Regions from separate parts of the Homo sapiens genome. Here region 1 is linked to region 2. A link is a loop called in an ENCODE intact Hi-C map of the cell type or tissue named here. Cell type or tissue: Caco-2. All regions are shown on one strand. Links, peaks and the distances in the headings refer to the core of each region. The heading gives the core; the rest is flanking DNA.

Region 1 (8,011 bases), core at 2,263-6,262, 290 kb after region 2:
TGTTCCCCCCAAGGGCCAGGGTGCAGATGGTGGGTATGTATGCATTAATTCCTATCAGCCATGCAGAGAGCTGCTTCTAGGGCTATTCATTCCCTGGCACATCTGGACTGCCACAGGGGCACCAAAGCTGGCTCAGCAGCAGGAGAAAGCCCTCAGGCAACAGGAAGCACTTGCTGGAAGTTGAAAATCAAGCTGTTTTTACCTCACCTGGTAAGGTCCTAGTTAAAAAAAAAAAAAAAAGGTTGCTGTTTCACCATAAAGTGTTTGCTCTATAGTTTGTGAAAACAGACTGTATCATATCAAGGAAATTCCTTTCTAGTCCTAGTTTGGTGCTTTTACAAATGCATCTAGTAAAAATGTTATACAATTTTGCTTCTTTAATATATTGCTGTGGCAAAGTATGACTGCTTTTTTAATATTAAGCTAAACAGGCATTCCATTATCACATCCAACATATTGTTCCTTTATTATTCATTCCGTACCTTGTTGAATTTAAGGTTTGGCTTCAAAATCCGTGAGGTAAGATACCAATAATGTTCTGTTCTCTCAGTATTCTCTATTAGGTTGGTGCAAAAGTAATCGTGGTTTTTGCCATTACTTTCAACGGCAAAAACTGAAATTACTTTTGCAACAACCTAATGTTTGGCATAAAGGTGATACTGGATTAGTAACACGAGTCTGTCACTCTTCTGAAATTTTCAGTTCTTTGGAAAACTTTATGTCAAATCGAATATAATTTTGTTTAAAATAATTGATACAATATTTCTGTAAAGCATGAAAAGCTTTGTAATTATAAATTCTACATTTATAATAGTAAACAATGCTCAGCTTTTTCTTCTTGTGTCATAATTGTTTATTTCCAGAAAATTATCCATTTAATGTAGCTTTTAAATTTTATTTGTGTGTTTCTATAACTTTTTTATTGTTTTTGTAATATCTACAGAATCTATTGTAACACCTCTGTTTATCCCTGATATTGACTTTCATCATTTACAATTTTTCTCACATTTGACTTCTCTGTCTCATCAGAAACATCCCAACTCAACTGGATTTTCAAAAATATTTTGTCTTTTTTATTCTCTTTATTGTTGCTTATATTTTAGTTTTATGATCTCCTAGTCTGTATCACCTTTTTCTTGTATTTTCTTTGGAATTTAGTTAGTGTTCTTTTATAAACTTTTAATATGGATAAGATTTTTTTATATAATCTTTTTTCTTATATATGAATTCTAGGCTATATTGTTTCCTCTGGCACAACTACAGCTGATTCCCACACATTTTTTTAAGTTTTAAGAGATTATATTAAGAAATGTTTCACATATATACATAGTAGAGAAAATAGCAAAATTATACCCTCCTGTCATGTACATAAATTCCAGTATAAATTACTATCAATTCATGGTCAATCTTGTTTGATATTGTGAAACCCAACTATGTGAGACAGGTCTTAGTCAATTTAGGAAGTTTGTTTTGCCAAAGTTAAGGACGTGCGCCCATGACAGCCCCAGGAGGTCCTGATGATATGTGCCGGAGGTGGTCGGGGCACAGCTTGGTTTTATTCATTTTAGGGAGACATGAGCTATCACTCAGTATATGTAAGTTGTATATTGGTTCTGTCCAGAAAGGTGGGACAACGTGATGTGTTAAGGGGACTTCCAGGTCATAGGTAGATAGTAGAAAAAATGGTTGCATTCTTTTGAGTTTCTGATTAGCCTTTCCAAAGGAAGCAATCAGATATGCATTTTTCTCAGTGAGCAGATGGATGACTCTGAATAGAAAGGGAGGCAGGTTTGCTCTAAGCAGTTCCCAGCTTGACTTTTTCCTTTAGATTAGTGATTTTCAGACCCCAAGATTTTCCTTCACAATATCTACCCCACACTTTGTCATCCTTTCCTTAACATTTTAAGGAGATTTACATATATATCACATGATTTCATCCGTAAACATTATGGTATTTATCACTAAAAGACAGGATACTTAAAACAAAATAACAATACATTATTACCATCTAACATTTTTAATAACAACTTCTCAATATGCTACAATAGCCAGTCTATCTTTGAACTTTCCTGTTTTTCATCTTTCTTTTTACAGTCAGTTTTATTAAGTCAAAATTTAAACAAAAGGTCCACACATTGAATTGGGTTGTTATGTACTTTAAATGTTTTTTAAACTATAGCTTTTACTTGTCAGCTTTTTTCCCCTTATATTTGTTGAAGATATGATGTTATTTATTCCACAGATATTTCTAAATATGAGAATGTGTTCACTATATCTTGTGCTGCCTTTGATATATTTCTAGTTGGCCTGAATTTCTCATAAATGATAGTTAAATCTAGAGACTTGACCAGATGAAAGATTTGAATTTCTGGAAAGAATACTTCATAGATGACGTTGAGTACTTTTTTACCAGCATATCTTTCTGATTGTCTCTTTATTTAAGATATTGAAAGTGATCAGCTGATACAGTTGTTACCTGTCTGATTTATCTATTATACATTTTTCTATCACTATTTCACTTACAGTTTTAGAAGCCATTTATGGTTATTGACTATATCCATTATTTTAGTAGACTTTATATGTTTTTATAATAATACAATTTTTATTCTTTGTTTATTAAGCTAAAAAATTCTATTACAATATTTCCCTCAAGGAGTCTTGATTATTCTGATGTGAAATTCTTCCAGGAAAGGGTGCAAAAATTTTTAATTTCTTTTAATGAATAATTTCTAATTCATAATTTGACACATCGTCTTCCAAAGTTAACCATATAACCATTTGTTCATTTCTCTTAGACACTAATGGATTTTTTAAAGTATTCAGTATGTTTCAAACCATTGAAACCTTTATTCTTTTTGATACAAAAATTGTCTCAACTTCTGAGGGATAAATTTTAAAATGGTTCCTGTGGTTTTACTGTGATTTTGAAAAATTTCTTAATTTTCTCTTTTCACAACAGGTTTTAGGCTCATCTTGTTCATATCCTGCCTCAGATGCGGAATCAGCCAACTCCCTGAGCACCCCTACTTCATTTAGTGAGTAACACAGATTTTGATATGAGGTATTTTTTTCATGTATTATAGCCATTTTTTATCCTAGCAATGTTTTCTTTGAATTATGGCATCTTTAAAAGTGAAATTTTAAATTTCTGTATGTCTGAGGATATTCCAATTTTCTTTTTATTATATTTTTCTAACCTAATTTTATTGTAATTAAGAAGTATGCTCTATATGAGGATTTAGTTAACTATGTTAACTATGGCCTGCTGAGCAAGTCCAGCCCTCTTTTAATAAGGCATTACTGGTGCAGAGCCAGGCTCATTATTATTTTTTTTATATTGTCTATGTCTGTGTTCACACTACAATGGCAGAGACTGTTGCAGTCTTGCCAGTGCACCACAATGTTTCAATTTTGTTGTTTGACGTAGGACATAGAGTTCTTTGTCTCATGACCAGGAGAATTAAGGACCATAAACACAAAGGTGAGGTTGGAGCAAAAGTTTAATAAGGGAAAGGAGAAAGCTTTCCACATTGAAGAGGGGTTGCCATTCTATGGTTGAATACAAAGCCTTTTATAAACAGGTTAGTAGGGAGGGAAGTTTCATTTTCAAAAGGCATGAAAAACTGGTTAAGAAGTGTTTCGTTTGCATAAGGTGTGAATTCCTGACAGCTCCACCTTGTCCTTTTAGTGCACATGTGGAGATTCTTAGCCTAGTCACTCCATATTGTTTAATTTTCCTCACTGTGCACGTGCTGGGGGCAGAATTCTCTATTGTGGACATGTCTGGTTCTGTGTAACTTCTTTTATCTGTGCAGCACAGGCACGTTTCAAGTAAGCCCCTCCCCATGCAAACTCCCTTATCTGAGTATGTCCAAGAAAGGAAAGGATGTATTCACTGAAGCCTACCATGTATATGTAACCATTGTTAGTTATACAGAAGGCATTTTTATGTTGGACTTTGCCCCCTTATCTGTGCTTGCACCTTGATCTTTCAAGCTGTTCCTTTGTTAGAAAAAGAAATTCTACCGAGGACTTGTCCCAGCTATCTGCCTAACTGGTTCCTTTCTCTCTCTTCTCTCAAGACCATGTCACCCACAGAACCTAGCATATTTACCCACAGTCTGTTTACATAAAATATTTGTTGACCTTTGCTTTATAAGGATCCTGATCACTGAAATAACATAAGACTTGCTTTGTGGTCCAATATAGATCCATTTTGAAAAAATATTTTACATGTCCTTGAAAAGAACAGGTATCCTGAAGTTGTGGGGTACAACTTTTATATGCTTACTAATGTTGAGTCTGTTTGTTTTATCAAAAACTGAGAAATGTATTTAAATATCCCACTATGATTTATTTATAATTCTTATTTATCTATTTCTCCTTACTGTTCTGATTTAATACGTTTTATTATCCCTTATTTTGTAATGGTTGAGAGACGATTCATTCATTTTTTATTCAATTAGTTACTGTCAGAGATATTACAAGCTGGATCCTTGACTTTTAAAAGTCTAATGTTAATTAGCATCTTTACCCTACTAGGAAAATGAAAAGACCTTATGCTCTTAGACTGTACTTCTTCTTCTCCTTGCATGAATATGCTGTTTTTTCATGTATTTATATGTCCACATCCATTTTAACAGTCAATTTTAATTCAACTTGACTTCCCATTCTTTATTCCTTGTCACATTTCTGTGCTTCTGACAGAAGTCATTTCCTGAAATTAACTTCCTGCCTAAAGTTAACTAGCTTTTATTCTCTTTAATGCAAATCTGCTGATTGTGAAGACTATCAATTTAAAAAAAATCAATCTAACAATTTTGTTTGTTTGTTTGTTTTGAGAAAGAGTCTTGTTCTGTCACCCAGGCTGGAGTGCAGTGGTGTAATCTTGGCTCACCGCAAATTCCACCTCCCAGGTTCAAGCGATTCTCCTGCCTCAGCTTCCCGAGTAGCTGAGATTACAAGTGCCTGCCACCATGCCCAGCTAATTTTTGTATTTTTAGCACAGGCAGGGTTTCATCATGTTGGCCAGGCTGGTCTTGAACTCCTGACCTCAGGTGATCCACCCTCCTCGGTCTCCCAAAGTGCTGGGATTGCACGCGTGAGCCACTGTGCCCAGCACTAACAGTATATTTTACTCTCCTAATTGAAGGGTATTTTTCCCAGGTATAGAATTCTAATATGGATATTATTGTCCTTTAGTAGATTAAACACATCCTTCTACTGTATTCTGGCTTTCTTGCTTTTATGAGGTGAACTGTCAGTCTAATTGTTGCTTATTTGATGGCAATTTTCCCTCATCTTCTACATACATCATATATGCTTTTAGAATTGTGTGTGTGTATGTGCGTGCATGTGTGTGTAGTTTTATGCAGTTAAACTGTATTGTTTCTTTATGTAATTTTTTTTATTCCTTCTTGAAAGTCTTTTGGGCTTTGGAAGTTTAGCCGTCTCTCAGCTATGTCTTTTCTGAAATGTATGCCGGGCATTCTTACCCCATCCTCTATATCCTTCACTTTCTTTCATAGTTTTTATCGTTTTCCTTTCTTTGCTTCTTTATAAATAATTTATTTGAACCATGTTTTCTAAACTAATTCTGTCTTTAGTTACATTGATTCTGCTGTTAAGTGTATATAATACTAGGCTCTTAATTATTTACTTTACTTTTTATTTCAATACATTCCAGTTGTATTTTTTGAAAAATATTCTATTTAGTTCTTTTATACCTTTAGTTCTTTGCCGAAATGTTTAAGTTTTGTTTTACTTCCATAAGAAGAGCAACTATAATTGTTTTAAAACCTCTGTCTGTTAACTCCACAACCCGAAATATCTGTGGGTCTTTCTCTACAGCCATGCTTTGTGCTGGTTTCCACTTATGTTATCTTTTTATCTTGCATAAATGGTTATCTGTGACTTTTTTCTGTACTTGTGTTTGGAAACTTATTCAAAGAAATTGTGTGTGACCTATGGTCTTATTTTCCTTCAGAGAGAACATCACTTTACTTTGATCACTTTGAGCACTAGTAGTAATCTAGGGTGACCTTAATCCATTTTCAAATTTTGAGATTTTCTGACATAACCTGATGACTAGAAGCTGGATGTACTTTATGCTTTACTTAGTTTACTTTTACTGAAAGGGTACAGATATTTTCATTTCTTCTATCTATAATTTCTCTTTGGTTTTCTAGGCCACACTTCTGGCACCCCTGGCTGGTATTCAGCTCTGACTTTTAGTCTTCCTAGCTCTGCAAAGTTGACAAAGCACTGCTCAGCCTCCCATATGTATCTATAAAGATCTCCTGAGAAAAGTGATATTAATACAAACCTGATTTATTTGGATTTCTGTTTTCTCAGATAAATGCCATCTAGAGCAACATAAAACCATATTTTGCACTATATCTATCTATATATATATCTCGAATGGAAGTATCTGTAGGTATATAGAAATATATTTATCTATATTTCTATTTAACTATCACCCATCTATCTATCATCTATGGAAAATGCTTAATATAACTTCTATCATACATAAAGAAACAAATAGTGCCCATAATAATTCTTTTTCCATAAGGAGAATGCAGATATCATAGAGGATGCGCCAATATGTTTTTCTAAAAAACCTTGGTCTGTAAAGTTGAAATGAATTTTTTCTTTTGTTTGCTTATTTATCTGTTTATTTTAATTATAAATAATATTTGTGTTTGAAATAAAGGCTTTTTTGACTAAATAGCATATGATGCAAAGATAAGATAAAGGCCAAGTAAACAAAAATCATATCAAGTATCTTATTGGATCACAGGAATAAAACTAAAAAATATCAACAGGCACTCTGAAAGCTATACAAGCACACAGAAATTAAACAACTTGCTTCTGAATGATCTTTGGGAAAATGATAAAATTCAGGCAGAAATCAAATCATTTTTTGAAACAAATGAAAATAGCTGCACAACATACCAAAACCTATTCGTTACAGCAAAAGCAGTGCTAAGAGGAAAGTTTATAGCATCAAATCCCTACATAAAAAAGACATAAAAATCACAAAAAATAAAATACCTATGAATACATTTAATGAAAGACATGAAAGATCTCTTCAAGCAGAACAACAAAACACTGGTGAAAGAAATCATAGATGACACAAACTAATTTAAAAAATCCTACGCTTGTGTATTGGAATAGACACCATTAAAATGACCATGTTGCTCAAAGAAATGTACAGATTTGATGCACTTTTTATCAAATTATCATTGCCATTTATCACAGAATTAGAAAAAAAAACTAAATTTCACATGGAACTGAAAAAGAGCTCAAATAGCTAACGAAATCTTAAGCAAAAAGAAAAAATCTAGAGGCATCACATTATCTGACTTTCAATTATACTACAACTCTATAGTAACAAAAACAACATGATACTAGTACAAAAATAGGCACATAGATCAATGGAACACTGTGACAATAAAGCCACATACCTACAGAAATAAAGCCACATATCTACAACCAACTAATCTTTGACACAGTCAACAAAAATATACAATGGAGAAAGGACACCCTATTCAGTAAATGCTGCTGACAAAATTGGCTAGCCGTATGCAGAAGAATGAAACCGGACCCCTATCTCTCACCATATAGAGCAATTAAGGTGGATTAAAGACTTAACTGTAAGACCTGAAAAAATAAAAAACCTACAGGAAAACCTAGGAAAAACTCTTCTGAACATTGGCATAGGCCAAGAATTTATGACTAAGGTCTCAAAAGCAAATGCAACAAAACCAAAAATACACAAATGAGACTTAATTAAACCAAAAAGCTTCTGTACAGCTAAAGAAATAATCAGCAGAGTAAATCCACAACCTACAAATTGGGAGAAAATATTTTCAAACTATGAATCCAACAAAGGACTAATATCCAAAACCTACAAGAAAATCAAGCAACTCATTAAGAAAAACCCTGATAACCCCATTAAAAAGTGGGAAGAAGGCCGAGCTTGGTGGCTTACGCCTGTAATCCGAGCACT
Region 2 (8,011 bases), core at 2,583-6,582:
ATATTTACTTTACATTAAGCCTACTACTTTTTTCTTTCAATTAGATGTATTAGTTTATCAAACTATGTATGGGACAGTAAGTTTTGGTAATCAACTCTATTGCACAAGCATGTTCTATATTTGAAGTACATTCTTATCCGCAGTATCCAATTTCAGAAAAGCACTTGGGAATATCTATGGAAGATCTGTTTCCCACATTTACAATTATTATTATTGAGATATTAGAATATTACAGCTATTAGTTATTAAATTTTAAGTGATTAAAGCATGTTTCCTTATTTGCTCAGATAACTCTACTTTCTTCATGTATTAATATAATTTCAATTAATTGAATGCATCTAAGATTAAAATATAATAAAACGGATATAAAAATCCGTTACATTATAACGGATGTTATAATATAACATCCGTTGTGTGTCTAGAAAATTAGTTTAAAGTAACTTCTTTGGAACACATTTTAGAAGTTAAAATAGTCAGTTGAATCCATGTCTCACACTCAGTACACTCCTCCAAGCTCTCTGTATCTATTTTTATTCTTAATATCTAATTTTAGGTCTACTTCACAGTAGACAATTACAGATGGAAGCAATTTCTAAATTTTTAAACATGGTAAAAATTACCATTATCATTATTATTATTATTATATCTTATTATACTCTTACAGAAAGCCCTTACTGGGAGATTGCATGATTTTTCCTAACCTTTAAACCAGCAGATCTTTCATCTTCCTTTAAAAGTCAAGTCACTGAGAACAACAATCTTTATCTATAAAATGTCAATCGGATTGATAGTTGTAGCTCCAGATGCCATTCTTCAGAACTTATTGATCTCCTTGCTGTGCAGGCTGCTGAGTGAATGAGTGCTGGAGCCATGAAGTCAGGACATCTGGGTTCCCACCACAGATACTGATATGGTTTGGCTGTGTCCCCACCCAAATCTCAGCTTGAATTCCCATGTGTTGTGAAAGGGACCTGGTGGGAGATAATTGAATCATGGGGGCAGGTCTTTCCCATGCTGTTCTCATGATAGTGAATACGTCTTCTAAGATCTAATGGTTTTAAAAAGAGGAGTTCTCCTGCGCGAGTCTTTTTGCCTGCTGCCATCCATTTAAGATGTGACTTGTTCCTTCTTGCCTTCCGTGTGATTGTGAAGCTTCCCCAGCCACATGGAACTGTAAGTCCAATTAAACCCCTTTTGTTTTGTAAGTTGCCCAGTCTCGAGTATGTCTTTATCAGCAGCGTGAAAACAGGCTAATATAGATACTATGTGAGGTCTAGAATAACAGTTGCACCTGATTAAATTTCTGATTATTCACCCTGAGTCTCCAAGATATGTTCCCCTTCCACACTGACCAAAGTGGAAAGTTAAAAAAGGACATAATAACATAATCTCATATTTTTAAAGCAAAATGGTGATAGTAATCTGTGTTCTTCATAATTGTGGTATTGCTTTAGTGTTATTTTTGATAGGAAACAAAGAAAAATCCAAGGACTTCAACTTGGATATTTGTGCTGCAATAGCCTGTTGAGGTAATGCCAACTGCTATTATAGATACATGTGAAAAATCTTACAACTTTACACCGTAAGTTTTCATTTCTCACTCATGGCACACTCTAGTATGGGTATTAGTAATCACATGGCTTTTTCTAAGAAACTCTAGGACCTGGGCTTTTTCCTCTGTGTGACCTCACTTCCTGTTAGTCTCTCAATTCAGTAGGCATTTGGGGAAAGAGAGTAGAAGACTGTGTCAGAGGATTTTATGACTCAGGACTTGAAATAGAATATTCATATTTTCTTGGCCAAAACTCAGTCACATGATCAAAATTATCTGTAAGAGAAACACAATCCAGCTCTGTACTCAGGGATTAAAGTGAAATTCAAACTAGAAAAATTACCTATGATAGATTTGGTGCACAGAAATCTTAAATTTCAACTGGCATCAATGTTAGCACAGAAATATTTCAAAAGTTCCTGAAATATCTGGGTTGGGACCTTTCTCTTCCCAAGTAAAAATGAGTCTTGCTATATAGCTATAGGTCCTTTTGAGAAATACAGAACAGAGATTCATCAAATGTCTGCATTTTTAGTATGTCGTAGCAATTCCTGCATTCCTCCTCAACTTACCTGTCATTTAATGAGCCCTTGGTCTATAAGCTGACTTAGGTCAAAGACTTTGATGAAGGTCTATTGTGGTGCAACCTGCTGCCCAGATCTGGGTGTATGAGAATATAACCATTTCAGTCCTACTGACCCATTGTCAATCCACTATAGCTGAAGATCCCTGTGAGGGACAGCATTCCATGCTGGTCTTGTTGCTTATTACAGTAGTTATGCCCATTTTATTTCTGGTGATCAAGTGAATCTTTTTTATCTCCAACACTTTTGGGTCCTTCTCACTGAAATTAAGAAAATATTTCAAAATCAGCATTTCCCTCTGTAATTTCTGAACCACAATTGGCCATCACCTAAGTACTTTATAATTTCTTTTTTCTTTTTTTTTTTTTTGAGACGGAGTTTCACTCTTGTTGCCCAGGTTGGAGTGCAATGGCATGATCTCAGCTCATTGCAACCTCTGCCTCCTGGGTTCAAGCAAGTCTCCTGCCTCAGCCTCCTGAGTAGCTGGGATTAGAGGCATGTGCCACCACGACGGGCTAATTTTGTATTTTTAGTAGAGAGGGAGTTTCTCCATGTTAGTCAGGCTGGTCTCGAACTCCAGACCTCAGGTGATCTGCCCATCTTGGCCTCTCAAAGTGCTGGGATTACAGGCGTGAGCCACCGAGCCCGGCCAGTACTTTATAATTTCTAAAGTACTAATGAGGATCTGATGTAGAACAATGTGATTGTAGTTAGAAATATTGCATTGTATACTTGAAATTTGCTAAGATGATAGATATTAAGTGTTCTCACCGCAAAAAGAAAAGAAAATGGTAACTATGTAAGGTGGTGGATATCTTAATTAGCTTGATTGCAGTGAATATTATACAATGCATAGATATCAAATTGTACACCATAAATACATATAAATTTTAATTGCCAACTATCCTTCTATAAAACTCAAATAATTTTTTTAATAAAAAAGTACTGAAAATGGTTTTCTTTCGGGGGGAATGATTGAATATGTATGTGATGGGTATTTCTTTTTTTATTTGAAAGTCATATATTTGACAAGGGACTTTATCCAGAATATAAAAAGGACACTAACAACACAATAGTAAAAGGAGAAATAACCCAATTAAAAATCAGACAGAGATTTGAATAGACATTTCTTAAAAAAGGACAATAAATGACTAATAAGCTCATGAAAACATGTTCAACATCTTTAGTCATTAGGGAACTAGAAATCAAAGCCACATTTAGGCAATATGGATAGTCCCCAAATTATGGTATTTCTTTCATTTCATAATTTTTCAATCTTACTATGAGTGTATTGGGACAAAACACTATTGCTAGTCAAGAAGTTTCTTACAATTTACTATGAGGTTACAGTTTCTACTGAATATGTATGGAATTTGCACCTTCATAAAGTCAAGAAATGTTGAACCATTTTAAGTTGGGGACTATGTGTGCTGCCAGCATTAAATGCATTTAACAATATTTTCTTCTTATGATGGATTTGTGGTGAGGTAACCCCATTGCAAGTTGAGAAGTGTCTGTATTTCACACTCACTAGAATGACTGTAATATAAAAGAGCATGACAAGTGTTGGTGAGGACATGGAAACATTGGAACATTCTTACATTGCTAGCGGGAGTGTGAAATGGTGCAACCACATTGGAAAACAGTTTGTCAGTTTCTCAAAAAGCCAAACATAAAGTTGTCATATGACCCAGCAATTCCATTCCTAGGTATCCTCCCAAAATAAATAACATATATTCACACAAACGTATTTTCATTTGTGTGAATGTTGGTAGCAACAGTATTCATAGTAATCAAAAGGTGAAAAGAACCCAAACGAACATCAGCTGATGATGGAATAAGCAAAATGCAGTATGTCTGTACAATGGAGTAATATTTGGCCACCAAAATGAGCAAAGCACTGAAATATGCTACAACACAGGACCTTGAAAACGAAGCTAAGTAAAAGAAGCCAGTCATAAAGGACCACATGTTACACAATTCCATTTCTTGGCAATGTCCAGCATAGGTAAATCTCTAGAGATAGAATGTAGATTAGTGATTGCCTAGGCCTGGAGGAAGTGGCTGTTAATAGGTACAAGGTTCCTTTTTGGGATGATAAAAATGTTCTAAAATTAGAATACAGTGATGTTTGCACAACTTTGTAAATATACTTAACTATTACATTGTACACTTTAAACAAGTGAACTTAGTGATATATAAACTACACCACTACAAAGTTGTTAAAGCACATTATTTGTCTTGATTACTGAGTGTTTTTGTGCCCAAAACCCCCCTTCTCCCACCTTAAATTTTGTCCTTGGGGAAAGTGCTTCACTTGCTTCATGTCCTTGGTTCAGGCCTGGGGAGTTAGGCTCCATTGTGTTTACTGCAGGGAACCTTTGAAAGGTTTTCAGCAGGGTATGATCAGGTTTGCCTTTGAGACATCTGGCTTGGGCTGCAGTATAGAGGATAGTCAGAGATGGGCAGTGACTGAGGCAGGAATGCTGCTGAGAGGTCATTCTGAGAGCTTCTCTCATAATGAACATGGCATGAAGGTGGCTGGATAGAAGGAGAAATGGACAGAGCTTACACTGGGAGGGAAAAGTCTGGGGCACTTCTTAGGCTTCTGGGCTGGGTGACTTGGTGAATCTCAGTACAACTGACAAGGGCACAAGAGACGATGATTACAGTTTTGAACCTGGTTGAGACTTAGCTGCTTGTGGGGCACACAGAAGATTATAAGCCACCATTTCTTTAGTAATTGTCACCCCCTGCTTAAACATTGTATGGCAATCTTCCGATCTTAAAATAAACTCCAGTCTCCCTGCTTTGGCCTGCCAGATCCTGTGCTGGAGCTCTGCCAACCTCTCCAGCTCCATCTCATCCTGTCTCTCTCTCTCTCTTTCTCCATCAACTCAGCCACTCAGGCTCCCTTTTTGGAACCATGCCAAGGAATGTATCTCTGGACCTCAGTACAAGCTCTTTCTTCTACCTGGCATCTTCTCTCAGCTCTTTTAAGGCTGGCTCCTATTGTTTTTAGCATCTCATTAGACTGTTGTATTTTAGTGAGGCCCCTAAAAAGGTCATCTGTACTTACTATTGATGTCATAACTCTGTGCGTTAGTTTTCTATTGCTGCTATGACAAATTACTACAAACTTGGTGGCTGAAAACAATACGAATTTAGTCAGGTGCAGTGGCTCATGCCTGTCATCCCAGTGATTTGGCAGGCTGAGGCAGGAGGATCATTTGAGCCTAGGAGTTTGAGACTAGCCTGGGTGGCAGAGTAAAACCCTTGTCTCCAAAAAAATAAAAAACTTAGCCTGGGATGCTGAGGCAGAGGGATCACTTGGGCTCAGGAGTTCGAGGCTGCAGTGAGCTATGATTGCCTCACTGTACTCCTGCCTGGGCGACAGAGAGAGACATGCTGGGTATTTCTGAGGTGGTGAAACATTCTGTTTCTTGTTCTGGGTGGTGATTACATCACTATATTCTGTTTGGGTTCACCTAGTCTTCATTGTCTCCACCAATTTCTAATGCCTTTATAAGTAATCACTTTGAAATGAGTTCAGCAAATTTTTTTTAGCTGTCCAGTGGAGCATTGACCTGTTGTGACCTAGAAAAAGAAAGAGAAGCCCATTCCAATCATTTTTGGTGTATGTGTAGGTATATATATTTTTTCTTTTCTTTTTTGTTTAGGATTCTTGGTTGAAAATAGAAGAAATAGACTTTGGATAAATTAAGTGTAAAGGAAATGCGTTGGAAGTGTGATAACTCACAGCATCAGGTGAATGGCTGAAATTGGGTTTGGGCAGTAAACTTGGCAGGTAAGGTATTGCCAACACTCCCACAGGATCATTCTTCTTAGCAGGGTGCTACCACCAGATGGACACTTGCCACTGTCTCCTCTGGCATAGCCATCTCTGGACCCCTTACCCCCACATAGTGGGGGACTCTGCTGTGTTTAGGCTGTAAGCCTCAGGCCAGTGGAACTTTCATTTCTTTTCTGCTCTCATGAGCAAAATTCTAATTGGATCTCTAATGATGCGTCCCCTCCTCAAGGGATGGATGCCTTGTTGGGAGCCTCTGGTCTGCTGTGTCCCACATTCTACATGCCAGAGTGGAGAAAGGCCTTAACTATTCAACATGTATAAGTGCTGATGTCATTTCTATTAGGTTCCTGTCTGTTTATTTCATGTCACTGTCACACAATGTTTTTGAGTATCGTTCCCCTGACTAAATTTTTCCTGTATCTATATAGATTTTATTATACAATTTTGTATCACACTGTGCTTTTTAGGAATGTTTATTTCACATTACAGTACCATTGGTCACATTATAATTATTCTGTCCCCTGTGTTCTCAGAGTCCTCACACATAGCATTGATTAAGTTCTCAAAAAGCAGAAATTGAGATATAGTTGGGGTGCAACGTGTTTTTAGGGACCAACCCTTTGGAAAAGAAGGAGGAGGAAGCAGAAATGGGCCAAGGAGGAAGCGAAACTGTAGTGCAAGTTCAACGAAGCTTTAGAAGGGAAGCTGGGAAAGTATTGCTTATTAGTGTGTCCCCAGGAGCTGAAATGGCCAGGTCTTTATAGCCCTGCTTTACTCAGTCAAAAGATCTGGTTGTGGTGGTGGTGGCAGCAGTGGCCCATCTGGAGTGGCCCCTGCTAAGACGCCAGCTGCAGCCAGGAGGTGCAGCCGGGGCTGCAAGCTCCACAGAGCCAGTGGAAGTTGGGAATAGGCGGGAGCCTTACCCTGTTCCGAGTTGGTGGGGGGTGGGGAGGAGGGAGCCACACCCTCCCTGGTGCAGCTGCAGCTGCCCAGCTGTGGCTGTGGACCCAGACATCTCTGAACTCTTGGGGTCCCCGGGAAGTCCCCTGCCCCAACAAGTCTCAGAAGAAGTGGTTTCTTCCGTTGCCTGGCCTTTCCCTGCTCCCAGCACCCACTCTGATTTCGGAGCAAAGTTGAGGCCGAGTCCGGGTGTTGTCACAACCTGACCAGGTGTGTGTGCACTCGGGATGGCGCCCATATGCCACCCCCTGCTGTCTCGGTCTCCTCCAGACATTGGGCACTGACGAGCACGGGAGGGAGGCTCAAGGGGTGCTAAGGCTGGCTCTGCATGGGCCTGTAGGCACCCCTCTGCAGAAACAGCTTGGGCACTATGGACAATATGACTGATGGTGGCAGGAGGCATACAGGCTCCTGGGTGGAAAGAGGTGGGTTCCCAGTGAAGCCCCACCTTCAAGCCAGAGATGGCCTGAAGCCTGGAGGCCAGGCTGTCAGTTCCAGGTGGAGTCCCTGCCCAGAATAAGAACTTAAGGTGCCTTTTCTGGGCCGGCCCATGACTGCCCATGGACCATCAGCATGCACTTCCTCCCTTCCGAAGCCCATAACAATTCCTGACTCAGCCAGATTCACAGAGACATTGGGACTACCAGCTGTGGGAAGGACCTACCCAGTCCAGGTCTCCTCTCCACTGAGAGCTGAACACTTGTTGGGAATACCTGCCTGCAGAAAGGAGCTCCCCATTCCGGGTCTCCTGAGAGCTGTTCTGCTGCTCAGTGAAGGTCTTCTCCATCTTGCTCACCCTCCAGACGTCCATGTACCTCAGCCTTTCAGGACACAAGACTGGGAAGACTTGGGACCCACAGAATAGTGGGACTGAAAGAGCTGTAACACAAACGAGGCTGAAACACACCCCCCCCAACCAATTCACCACATTGCAGGTGAAGAGGAGAGAAGAGCTGTGGCCTTTTGGGGAGTCCAGACCTAGGGGCTCCCCAAGCCAGGGCTGTGACACCCTCTTTGGGGCTCTGTGGTTTCTGGCATCTCCAAGCTTCTGGGTGTCACCATGTTCACCTCATCCAGAGGCAGGTGCTTACAGTAGGAACC

What was found. Peaks named below come from ENCODE experiments on the same cell type or tissue, not always from the same donor. Only the 100,000 strongest peaks of a DNase experiment are listed, where the experiment ranks them.
Region 1: it touches region 2 in a loop (4-fold over the local background); 1 of 110 quality-filtered maps calls a loop at or near these places.

What each region holds. Positions count from the first base shown.
Region 1 is chr10:64,863,908-64,871,918 of GRCh38, forward strand. LOC105378336 (a long non-coding RNA gene) reads left to right here. Exons shown (of 4, transcript XR_946020.2): 2 at 2,960-3,035. Among named protein-coding and RNA genes, the nearest start is that of LINC02671, 57 kb to the right of the region's middle. In Caco-2, for the core only: no CTCF peak of the experiment used is centred there; a DNase peak (open chromatin) is centred at 3,824.
Region 2 is chr10:64,569,585-64,577,595 of GRCh38, forward strand. All of the region lies in intron 4 of LOC124902439 (a long non-coding RNA gene), which reads left to right. Among named protein-coding and RNA genes, the nearest start is that of LINC02671, 350 kb to the right of the region's middle. In Caco-2, for the core only: no CTCF peak of the experiment used is centred there; a DNase peak (open chromatin) is centred at 4,537.